Linked DNA regions of Homo sapiens: region 1 is linked to region 2. The links are chromatin contacts, found by Hi-C or POLR2A ChIA-PET in ENCODE. All regions are on one chromosome and are shown on one strand. Each heading gives the region's core, a stretch centred on a gene start or an enhancer-like site at or near the end of the contact. The rest is flanking DNA. Distances are from core to core; before and after follow the strand shown. Region 1 overlaps CDC42BPB (CDC42 binding protein kinase beta). Region 2 overlaps CDC42BPB (CDC42 binding protein kinase beta).

The links. Hi-C counts contacts between places; a loop is a spot of excess contacts on that map. ChIA-PET counts read pairs that join two places held with the same protein, here RNA polymerase II (POLR2A). Pooled maps may share reads with other maps.
Region 1: a map of PC-3 shows a loop between it and region 2 (5-fold over the local background). The contact joins two enhancer-like sites. A Hi-C loop is called at or near these places in 4 of 168 maps with a recorded cell type or tissue (Caco-2, PC-3, breast epithelium and 1 more) and 2 of 50 pooled maps. POLR2A ChIA-PET finds 5 or more read pairs at or near these places in 4 of 52 experiments (MCF 10A, WTC11, activated naive CD4-positive, alpha-beta T cell and 1 more).

Annotation. Positions count from the first base shown.
Region 1 is chr14:103,028,785-103,034,185 of GRCh38, forward strand. The region is part of intron 1 of CDC42BPB (CDC42 binding protein kinase beta); the gene reads right to left. Among named protein-coding and RNA genes, the nearest start is that of CDC42BPB, 26 kb to the right of the region's middle. RefSeq lists a silencer at 5,068-5,362. Within about 2 kb of position 2,892, at least 8 of the 41 ENCODE cell types and tissues checked have a DNase peak (open chromatin) inside an H3K27ac peak, as active enhancers do.
Region 2 is chr14:102,985,750-102,991,435 of GRCh38, forward strand. It overlaps CDC42BPB (CDC42 binding protein kinase beta), which reads right to left. Exons shown (of 37, transcript NM_006035.4): 6 at 738-831. Among named protein-coding and RNA genes, the nearest start is that of AMN, 66 kb to the left of the region's middle. RefSeq lists enhancers at 693-1,327, 1,328-1,961. Within about 2 kb of position 1,607, at least 3 of the 41 ENCODE cell types and tissues checked have a DNase peak (open chromatin) inside an H3K27ac peak, as active enhancers do.

The DNA.
Region 1 (5,401 bases), core at 1,642-4,141, 44 kb after region 2:
GGGCTGTTATTTATTTGTATTTTATCTTTTATTATTTTTAAACTCATTCAACTGGAAAATACTAGTGACAAGAAAAACAAATTCATGCCAGGGACTTTTTTTCATCCTAGCATAGATCCTGAGATCAGCAGAGTTGATCTGAGTTGCTGAAACCTTCTGCATATAAACCATTTTCAGCAGGGTTCTTAACAACTGTCCAGAGCCAAGTACTGAATTATCTGAGTCCAACTGCCAATCTTTCTAAATTGAATAGTCAATATGTCAGGAATACTATGGTGTTAAAAAAGAAAAAAAGGATAAAAGTAAACATTTTTATGGGAAATTTTCTCTTATCCAAAATTCCTTCAATCTTTTACCTTATTTAGACATTGACTCTGCATTTCTGCATGAGGAATAAGTATGTCTCTGGAAGAAAAAATACTGTTGCTAATTATATGAAACTTCTAGGACCTAATCCAGCACCAGAGAAGTGAGGCTAAAGAAATGCTAAATTACGCTTGTAATCCCAGCATTTTGGGAGGCCGAGGTGGGTGGATCACGAGGTCAGGAGATCGAAACCATCCTGGCTAACACGGTGAAACCCTGTCTCTACTAAAAAATACAAAAAAATTAGCTGGGCGTGGTGGCAGGCACCTGTAATCCCAGCTACTGAGGAGGCTGAGGCAGGAGAATGGCATGAACCTGGGAGACGGAGCTTGCAGTGAGCCGAGATTGTGCCACTGCACTTCAGCCTGGGCAACAGAGCAAGACTCTGTCTCAAAGGAAAAAAAAAAAAAAGAAATGCTAGATTGGCCAGGCGTGGTGGCTCATGCCTGTAATCCCAGCACTTTGGGAGGCTGACATGGGCGGATCACGAGGTCAAGAGATCGAGAGCATCCTGGCCAACATGGTGAAACCCCGTCTCTACTAAAAATACAAAAAAAAATTAGCTGTGTGTGGTGGTGTGCACCTGTAGTCCCAGCTACTTCGGAGGCTGACGCAGGAGAATTGCTTGAACCCAGGAGGCGGAGGTTGCAGTGAGCCGAGATCGCGCCACTGCACTCCAGCCTAGTGACAGAGGGAGACTCCATCTCCAAAAAAAAAAAAAAAAAAAAAAAAAGAAATGCTAGATTGGAGCCCTCAGTGGCCAGACACGCATGTGAGCGGGAAGCAATATTCAAAACAGCAATAGCAATCCATCCAGCAACTCCAGCCCTCCCAGCACCTGAGGGGCTCTCCAGCCAGCAACTCCAACCCTCCCAGTGCCTAACTGGCTCTCACAGGGTGGCTGCTCCTGAACCAGAGGAAGGGCCACCAAGCAAACCGCCCTCAGAGTGAGGCGCTCACTTTCCTTCCTGAACAGAGGAGAAGCGTGGAGCGGCCAGCCCGGCCTCACCTTGCCCGACAGGAGTGACCAGTAGTCGCCCATCTCCATGGGGCGTGCCCAGCACGGTATCAAAGCCCTCTCATGGCCAATGAGGTTGAAGGTGGAAATGGTACCTCTTTTTAAAACATTTAAGAATGTTTAGAAGAATCTGGTTCTTTTAAAAAAGAGGCAAAGAAAGTTTGAGGAGCATAGTTTGGATAACAATGGCTTCACTCATTTTAAATGTTATTTATTTCAGCCTCAACAATTAAATGTGTTCAGGTGGCCAGGCACAGTGGCTTATGCCTGTAATCTCAGCACTTTGGGAGACCAAGGTGTGTGGATCACCCGAGGTCAGGAGATCAAGACCAGCCTGGCCAACATGGTGAAACCCCATCTCTGCTAAAAATATAAAAATTAGCTGAGTGTGGTGGTGCACGCCTGTAGTCCCAGCTACTTGGGCGGCTGAGGCGGGAGGATCACTTCGACCTGGGAGGTGGAGGTTGCAGTGAGCCCAGATCCCATCACTGCACTCCAGCCTGGGTGACAGAGGGAGGCTCCATCTCAAAAAAAAGTGTTCAGGGCTGGCTCACACCTATAATCCCAGCACTGTGGGAGCTGAGACAGGTAGATCACTTACGCCTAGATGTTCCAGACCAGCCTAGGCAACATGGCGAAAGCCCGTCTCTACAAAAAAATTCACAAAAATTAGGTCAGTGTGGTGGCATGCACCTACAGTCCCAGCTACTCGAGAGGCTGAGACGGGAGGATGGCTTGAGCCCAGGAGGTGGGAATTGCAGTGAGGCAAGACTGAGCCATTGCACTCCAGCCTGGGTGACACGGTGGCACCCTGTCTCTACACACACACAAAAGTGTTCAGATTGGCTGCCAGACTACCCACCTCCAATATGTCACATATCCAACTGAACCTAAGCATTTCTGAGTTACTTTTTTTTTAATTAAAAAAAATATTTTATGCTGATATTTTTCAGTATTATAAAAACGCCGGCATGAAGGAAATGAAATAAAAAAAGTACATGACCCAGACACCAAGCAGAGAAAGATGGCCAGTGTGCTCCTGTATCGTCATCTTTGGCTCACCATCCCCACGTAAACGCAGTAATAAACAGGAAGGAAGGATGTTTTCACAGAAGACTTGAAAATGTTCTTCTGATTTCATGAAAGTAATTGGTAAGCCAGGAAAACTACCCTTTTCACCAGATGCCTAGAGATGAGACACTAAAATCAACAAATGAAAGAGCTTTCCAAATAATCAATAAAACTTTACGGCAAAGTCAGCAAATGTTTAACATTTTGCAAAAGGACATCTAGCTTTGTGCAGTCTGCATTTCCTTTCACAAGCTACAAGAGCTGTCAAAAATGCTTCTCCTTAAACAAACGCTGCAGTAAAAATACAAGATTTATACTACCAGGGTTTATTTGATTATGAAAATTGTACTTTTCCAGAACGTCTGGCGATTTCCAATTTGGGATGAGCCTGGTATTTCTCTACAGGCGCCCACACGCAGGCCTTTCCCCAGTGCTCTCAGCAGGAAGGGCCTGGGGCTCCCAACAGCACCAAGGCCCAGCCTCTGTGCAGCCTGATGTGCAGGTAGAATGCCCAACCCGTCTGGCTTCTAAGGGCTGGATTCCGGAAACCAACTAAAAAGCTGATGTACCAGAGACTACAGCATCACTCACATGGGTGGACAAGTATCAACTAATTTTTCTGAACTTCAATTAAAAAATCAAAAAGCTTAAGATCACATTTTAAAAAGTTGAGTCCTCACTAATTGTCAACTCCAAAGTGTCTCCAGTGAACAACTACTATAAGACCTGCCTTCTATTATTATTATTATTATTTTTTTTTTTTTAAGAAAAATGCCACAAGCCCAGGGCATCCTCACCCAGCAAGCAGCAGAGGGAGCCAAGAGCACCAGCCGGCGGCCAGCCTTGTGGCCTCAGGGCAGCGGCAGGTGTTTCTGATATGAAGGCCTGGAGAAGCAACACGTATTTCATTCACTTCTCCTTGTCCCCCTCTGCTGTCTCAGAGTGACAGATCCAACCTCTCATGCCCACCCACGAGGACCAAGGAGAAGGGAGGTAATAACGCACTTCTCGGCCTCTCTGCAACCCCGCGTGGGTGCACACTTGGGCCTCAGGCCTCACCAGCTCCTGACTGGAATATACTTTACCACTGCAACATCTGAAATGAAATCAGAAATGCCTATTTTTTTTTACATCGATTGAACCCCCAAATAGTTTATTTCCCACAAAATATACTGGGCCAATAGTATAGGAATGATCTGTCAAATGCCAAATTTGTCCAGCTAGGAAAACACTAGAAACCAGTTAAAACTTTTGAACAGGACAGGACAAATGCCAATTCTTCCACAAATAAACTGCAAAAAAAAAAAAAAAAAAAAAGGAGAGAGAAAGAGCTTACAGATTAAAAGAGATTAAGGAGGTGTACAATCCAAATGCCTATAAAACAAATCCACTTTTTTTTTTTTTTTTTTTTGAGACGGAGTCTCGCTCTGTTACTCAGTCTGGAGTGCAGTGGTGTGATCTAGGCTCATTGCGACCTCTGCCTCCCGGGTTCAAGCAATTCTCCTGCCCCAGCCTCCTGAGTAGCTGGGATTACAGGCATGCAGCACCACGCCTGGCTAATTTTTATATTTTAGTAGTTTCATCATGTTACCCAGGCTGGTCTCGAACTCCTGATGATCCACCTGCCTCAGCCTCCCAAAGTGCTAGGATTACAGGCATAATCCACCGTGCCCGGCCACAAATCCACTTTTTTTAAAAAAAAAAAAAAAGGAAATTTAAACAATGACTATTTTATGATATTGAGAAATTACTGTTATTTTTTAATGTCATATTATTATGGCTATGTTTTTAAAGAAAACCCTCATCTTCTTGAGACACACACTGAAATATTTACAAATGAGATGACAGATTTCTGGGATTTTCCTAAAATAATCCTTTTTGGGGAAAGGGAATAAAAGTGAAATACAACTGACTGTGAGTTGATAACTGTTGAAACTGGTGGTTCATTATTCTATATGCTCTACCTCTTTTTGTTTTATTTTTGTTTTTTTGTTTGTTTTGAGACGGAGTATCGCTCTGTCACCCAGGCTGGAGTGCAGTGGCGCCATCTCTGCTCACTGCAAGCCCCGCCTTCTGGGTTCACGCCATTCTCCTGCCTCAGCCTCCCAAGTAGCTGGGACTACAGGCGCCCACCACCATGCCCAGCTAATTTTTTTGTATTTTTAGTAGAGACGGGGTTTCACTGTGTTAGCCAGGATGGTCTCTATCTCCTGACCTCATGATCCACCCACCTCGGCCTCCCAAAGTGCTGGGATTACAGGTGTAAGCCACCGCACCCAGCTGCTCTACTTCTAAAGGTATCTGAAATTTCCTATTTGAAATTTTAAACTTTGAAATTTGAATAGGAAATATTACCAATTACTATCACTTTTATTAATACTCATTACACAAATACCACCATATAAAAAACTCAAGAGACTCCAAAAAAGGAAGAATGACATTTTCATACATGAGCTCATCACTATTTTCAATAATATTTAAATAGAGGATGGCTGAGTGACATGGGATACCAGCTAGAAGTTTCTGAAAAATTAGTTTCCTTTTACAAATACCCAAAACAGGAAGATTGAATCGAAATCACTACAAGCTCCTGCCCCAAACCACACAGCAGTTTCCTCACTGGAAGTGCATTGCGGCAGGAAAATCAGCCCCACGCCTGGTGTATTTGCCATGAGTACGTTTGTTTTATTGCTGGCATTCCTTCTGGGTCATAAAGCAGTTTTATGAGCTGATAAAACTTCTGTACGGATTCTACAAAGCTGCCATGGCAAACAGCTTCAGTATTCAGCGTAACATATCTGTCTCCATCTCCTGCATCTGATTGATACAGGCCCTTTGGACTGACTGGACTTTCAAAAAGTCTAAGATGGCGACTCTCTTACTGTTAAAATGTTTATCTAAGTCTTCCTTTCCAATGTGGTACTGGAGAACGCTTTAGGACAAACA
Region 2 (5,686 bases), core at 357-2,856:
AAAAAGAAAAGACTCCAAACATGTAAGAACAAAACTGCAACAGTGGCCACAGACGCAGTGAAAGCAGTTTGCTGCAAGCAGCTGCCAACAGGGTGTGAGCAGAGCTGGGACTGCCCCCATCAGGCTACTCGGCCATGACGCTGGTCTGACTGCGGGGTGGAGACCACAGGGCCTGTGGCCTGAGCCTGGGTCTCCTGGTGATAGCCGATCCGGGGGCAACCTCCTGTTCTTTCCCTGCTGGCGGGAGTGTCAGCTGGCCCCGTAACACTGAGCACCTAGGACTCTATTTCTAGGTCTACAACACCCATAGAGAGGAAACCCCTAGCAGGAAGTTACCTGCCCCAACACAAGTGAGAAAGTACAGTTACATGGTTAATGCCTGCCCACCCGACCAGCCTGGACAGGGCCCTTTAAGGAAGAAGCAGGGAGCGCCCTCGATCTGCTACAGGGCTGGCATGCTTTTAGCCACCTTGGGATTGAGGAAACCTGACAACTCCCATTCTGGAAGGCACACATATTACTTTTGTAAACATAAAAAGCAATAAAGATGCTTTCCAACTTAATTTTTATTTGGGAAACAAAACTCCCCAAACAGAAAATTTCAACTATCTCCAAAATGGATTCATTTTCTGAATTAATATACTTGGTTTCTTAATTGTACCTCAAATTGAAAACTTCCCTTCTGACTATATGCCAAACCCAAAACCAAATGGAAAATCTCCAACAAAAATACCTACAGTGCCATCATCATTCATCTTCAAACATGATCCAAAGTCAGCCAGGCGGATATGACCATTCACGTCCAAAAGGACATTGTCAGGTTTAATGTCTCTGTTTGTAAAATAAACACACAAATTAACCATCTCCATGCAACACATTAGGTAGATCAAAGCCCTTAACTAGTGGTGATCAGATGAATAAATGCTAATATCCTCTTGTGAACAGCTGTCACCATCCAGTACAAATGCCTCTGTGTGACATTCAGCTGGCATGGTGGCAGCCGAAGTCGTATCACTGCCCCTCGTTTAGTCCCCAGTTACCCTGGCGAGGCCCTGTGACGATTCCTACTCGTCTGCCCACCCAGCTAACGAGCCCCTCCTGAGCATCTCCTTGGTGCCAGGCACTGCTCTCCAGCCCACCCACCTATGCACGTGACAACGCTGCCCCTGCCTTCATGAAGCCTGCACACGAGCTGAGGTCTTGCAAACACAAATAGGCACTGCTGTCTCAGGCAGGCTCACACGGTGCAAGCTCTGTGCTGAGTACCACGGAAAACAGGAATGGGACAAAGGGACAGAGGGACACGTGTGGAGGAAGCTGGCTGGGGGCTGCCACACAAAGAGACGGCAGTGGCCAGACGAGGTCCAGGAGGCAGGTGGCGATCTGGGGGAAGACTGCTGCAAACCGCCCCATACCCCCAAAACTGCACTTTATAGATGAAGACATGGAAGCTGAGCCAACTGCCCACAGTTACAGAGCAGCACGTGCTGGAGCAGGAACATAAACACAGGTCTGTCCCACTAACGCCTGTTTCTAAACTACTTTCTGTGCGCTCTCAAACACATGTGCGGGTGCAGGGCACCTCAGAGCATGAATGCTTTTTTCTGGCACAATAAGCTTACATGACTCAACAGTATGAATGCAAACAAACTTTAAAAACAAAGACAGACATTCAGCAAAAGACAAGTACAAGCATGTTCCCAGCGGCACCACTTCTAACAGCCAAAAGGCAGAAACAATCTAAATCTCTGCCTCCAAGAGAATGGGTGAGTAAGCTGGGCTATACTCGTGTGATAGACACCACACCCCAATGAAAACAGACGGGTACCAACTCCCCCAGCCACATGAATCAATCTCACACAAACATGGGCAGATGATAATTCTTACCTCAAAACCAGAAACAAAACACAAAACCAGAAACAAAAACACAAGGCAAAAGAAACTCTAGCATGTAACACTCCAAACTAAAATAAAATATCCTCAAATAAACATTCAGGAATACGAAAAAGAAAACAAAACAAAATCCCACAAACACACAAACACACACACACACACACACACACACACACACACACGGCCAGGTGCAGTGGCTCACAAACTATAATCTCAGCACTTTGGGAGGCTGAGGCAAGAGAATTGCTTGAACCTTGGGAGGCAGAGGCTGTAGTGAGCTGTGATTGCGCCACTGCACTCCAGCCTGGGCGACAGAGCAAGACCCTGTCTCAAAACACAAAAACACACGTACACACACAAACACACACGCACGCACTAGACAAAAGCATGCAGAAAAGAAGAGCTGATTTAACTCAGGGAAGAAATAGAAGAAACAGATAAAATCTTATCAGAAATGAAATTATAAGAGGACCAAACAAGAACAAATTGAAACAAAAATCTAATGAAAAATTGAAGAAAGGGAAGAAAAGATCTAGAAGAATAAAATGAGGTAAAGAAACAAGGAAACGCAGTCAGATAGGAAGCAGCCAGAGGCTAAAGTGGGAGACAGGCAAAGAAGGCCCAACAGATGCATAACTGGAGTCCCTGAAAGAAATCAAAACAAAACATGACTAACATTTGACTACAATCCAACAGAACTTTCCAGAAATTAAAAAAAAAAAAAAAAATACCTGAATCTAGAATGAGAGGGCCCATAAGATTAAAAAAAAGAAAATATCAATGTCCTCTTTTTTGAAGCCAGCCAAGTTGATATTGATGCTCATATGAAAAGAAAAGCCAGAAAAACCCTGAAGAGTGAGCTGTGATGAGGATCAGGCCCAGATGATTTCAAAACACACTACACAGCCTCCCTAATTAAAGCAGTGTGGTGCTAGTGTGTGCAGAGGCAGAGAGAAAATGGAATAGAGTAGAATGTCTAGAAACAAACCAACTACATAAAGAAATCAAGTACAGGACAAAGATAATACGAATCACTGGGGTAAAGATAGACTTAAATAAATTGGTGTTGTGACAACTGGAGAGCCATTTAAAGATAAAATTAGAACTCTTCCTTGTGCCGTATATAAGAATAAACCTGAAATGGACCCAAGATCCACATGGAACAGATGAACCTATATGAATGAAAAAGTAAAAATACTAAAAAACAAAACAAAACAACCCCCCCTTCCAAAAAAAAAAAAAAAACAAACAAACCAACACGTGGGTTTTCTTTTTCTGGGAGTAAGGATTTCTCATTCGATTATGTACAAAAATGTTTAAAAATCTGTGTGGCAAAAAACCACAATGAACCACATCAAAAAACAAATGGCAAATTGGGGAAAAATATTTGTAATATATATTACAGATAAAAGGCAAATACTTCTTTAAGAATTGGGGGAAAAAAGCCAGAAATCCATAATAAAAGGGTAAAACCAATGAAAAAACTCACATACACACACACAAAAATACAAACATGATGGTCAACATCACGAGAAAGGTGAAAAAGAAAACTACAATTGTGTACCACCTGTCACCCATCAGAGGGCAAAAATACAAAAGTCTGAAAATGCACGGTTGGCAAAGCTGCAAGGAAACAGGCACTTTCATCCACTGCTGGTGGGAATACAAATTGGTAATGTCTATGGAGGGAAACTTACAACATCAAATAAACCTACGTATGTAATTTATTTCTCTCTTGATCCAGCAACCCCACTTGTAGAGATTTACCCTGAAGGCACACAACCAAAACAAAAACCACCTTGCACAAGGGTATTTATTTCTACATTTATAATTGCAAAATATTGGAAACTATCTAAATGTCCACTCTTAGGAGACTACTTGAATAAACTATGGTAGTTACCTATGGTAGTTCGCAGTATTATGCAAACATAAAAAAGAATGAAGAGCAGGCCGGGTGCGATGGCTCACGCCTGTAATCCCAACACTTTGGGAGGCTGAGGTGGAAGGATCGCCTGAGGTTGGGAGTTTGAGACCAGCCTCACCAACATGGAGTACCCTGTCTTTATTAAAAATACAAAATTAGCTGGGAGTGGTGGCGGGCGGCTACTCAGGAGGCTGAGGCAGGAGAATCACTTGAACCCAGGAGGCAGAGGTTGCAGTGAGCCGAGATCGCACCACTGCGCGCCAGCCTGGGCAACAAAAGCGAAACTCTGTTTCAAAAAAAAAAAGAAAAAAAAAAGAATGAAGAGCTCCATGAATTGATATGGAATGATTTACAGGATACATCACTAAAGTTTTTAAAGGTATCACCTTTTGCTTAACAAAGGATAAACAAGAAAACGCCTGCATGGACGATAGCAGAAGACAGCAGACTGGCTACGGATCCTGGGTTGCCAGCGGAGGTGGGCAGGATAAAGAAGGGGCGACGCTTCTGAGTACAACTTCATGCAGTTTTGGAAGCACGCTAACGTCCTACGTACTCAAAGAATAAAACTCAATCAACAAAGGCGGAAGGGAAGTCTAAAATGGAAAACTGATTCAAACCAATGAATCCAACTGTATTTCAAATAAATAACAACACTGAAGGGGGAGATGGGGTTAAAACAAAACAAAACAAAACAAAACAAATCCAAGTGACTTATGAACACAGAACTTGAATTACTGCAGGTGAGGGGTGCAGTCCCAATGAGATGGGGGAGAACCGCAAACAAACCCGGAATGCCTGCGGGCAGGTTTGCTTCTGTGGTGTCCTGGGCAGAGCAATTCTAAAGCTTTTTTAGACACATCTCAGGACTGAGTGAGTGCACGTACTAACGGTGCTGGGAGTCACAGTTTCAGTAGGAGGAAGACAAAAGTCTGGAAAGGGAGGAAGTCAGGAAGTTAACTCATGATTCCTGAGTATGCACAGGTAGACGTGTGTGTCCATGAGTGTGTCTATACCTCTGTTACTACCTCTGTGCACTGAGGGGCCTAGAAGCAGGCAACCCCATAGTAATGCGCATGCCCAGCACCCAGAACTTGGTCTTCAAAGCCGCTCCCCACTAAAGGGCCTTGAGCTCTTCTGAGAAACAACGGAGTGGGGACAGAGAAGGTATAGGATGAGCCAGAAACTAAGGGCATCCTCAAAAAGTGAAGAGGCACAGCGCAAACACAGGAGTCGGCTAGAATGCCAAATATGGGCCAATTTCAGCACAAAAATAACTAAGATAGTGAATTAAAAACCACTGGGAGAAAGAAGGATCCATGTAGCCACACTGATCACAAACAGACCAATACACAGGGAGAAAGGGGTTGCTTCCTTAGAGGAGAAAGCCGGATGACGACTGGTCAGCATGGTGGGTCTGGAGTTTGTGAGTCAATCTGCAACCATGCAAAGACTGGTCTAGGCAAAATTCATTAATGGGTACTAAATCTCTGGAGGAAATTTTAAAGAGGAAGAGGATATTTGCATGGTCTTAAAAGTATCTCCCCACAGGGAAAAAACTATATAGCAGAAAAATCTAACAAAATCTTAACTGCGTGATGGGTTTATCACCACCAAGGGGCTGATGGATATTGTACACCTGTGGAAATGACACCCTGAGAAGGACACAATATAGCTATACACACACATTCCAAGAGGAAGGAACACATCATCTCAATCTATCAGAAGGAAACATCAGACCAAACCAAAGAAGTCTTCTACTGAAAAAGCAAGGGACACTGTATTCGCCAAACACATCAATGTTCTTCCAACATGCCAATGTCACAACAAAGGAAGGATGAGGAACTATTCTAGATTAAAAGAGATTAA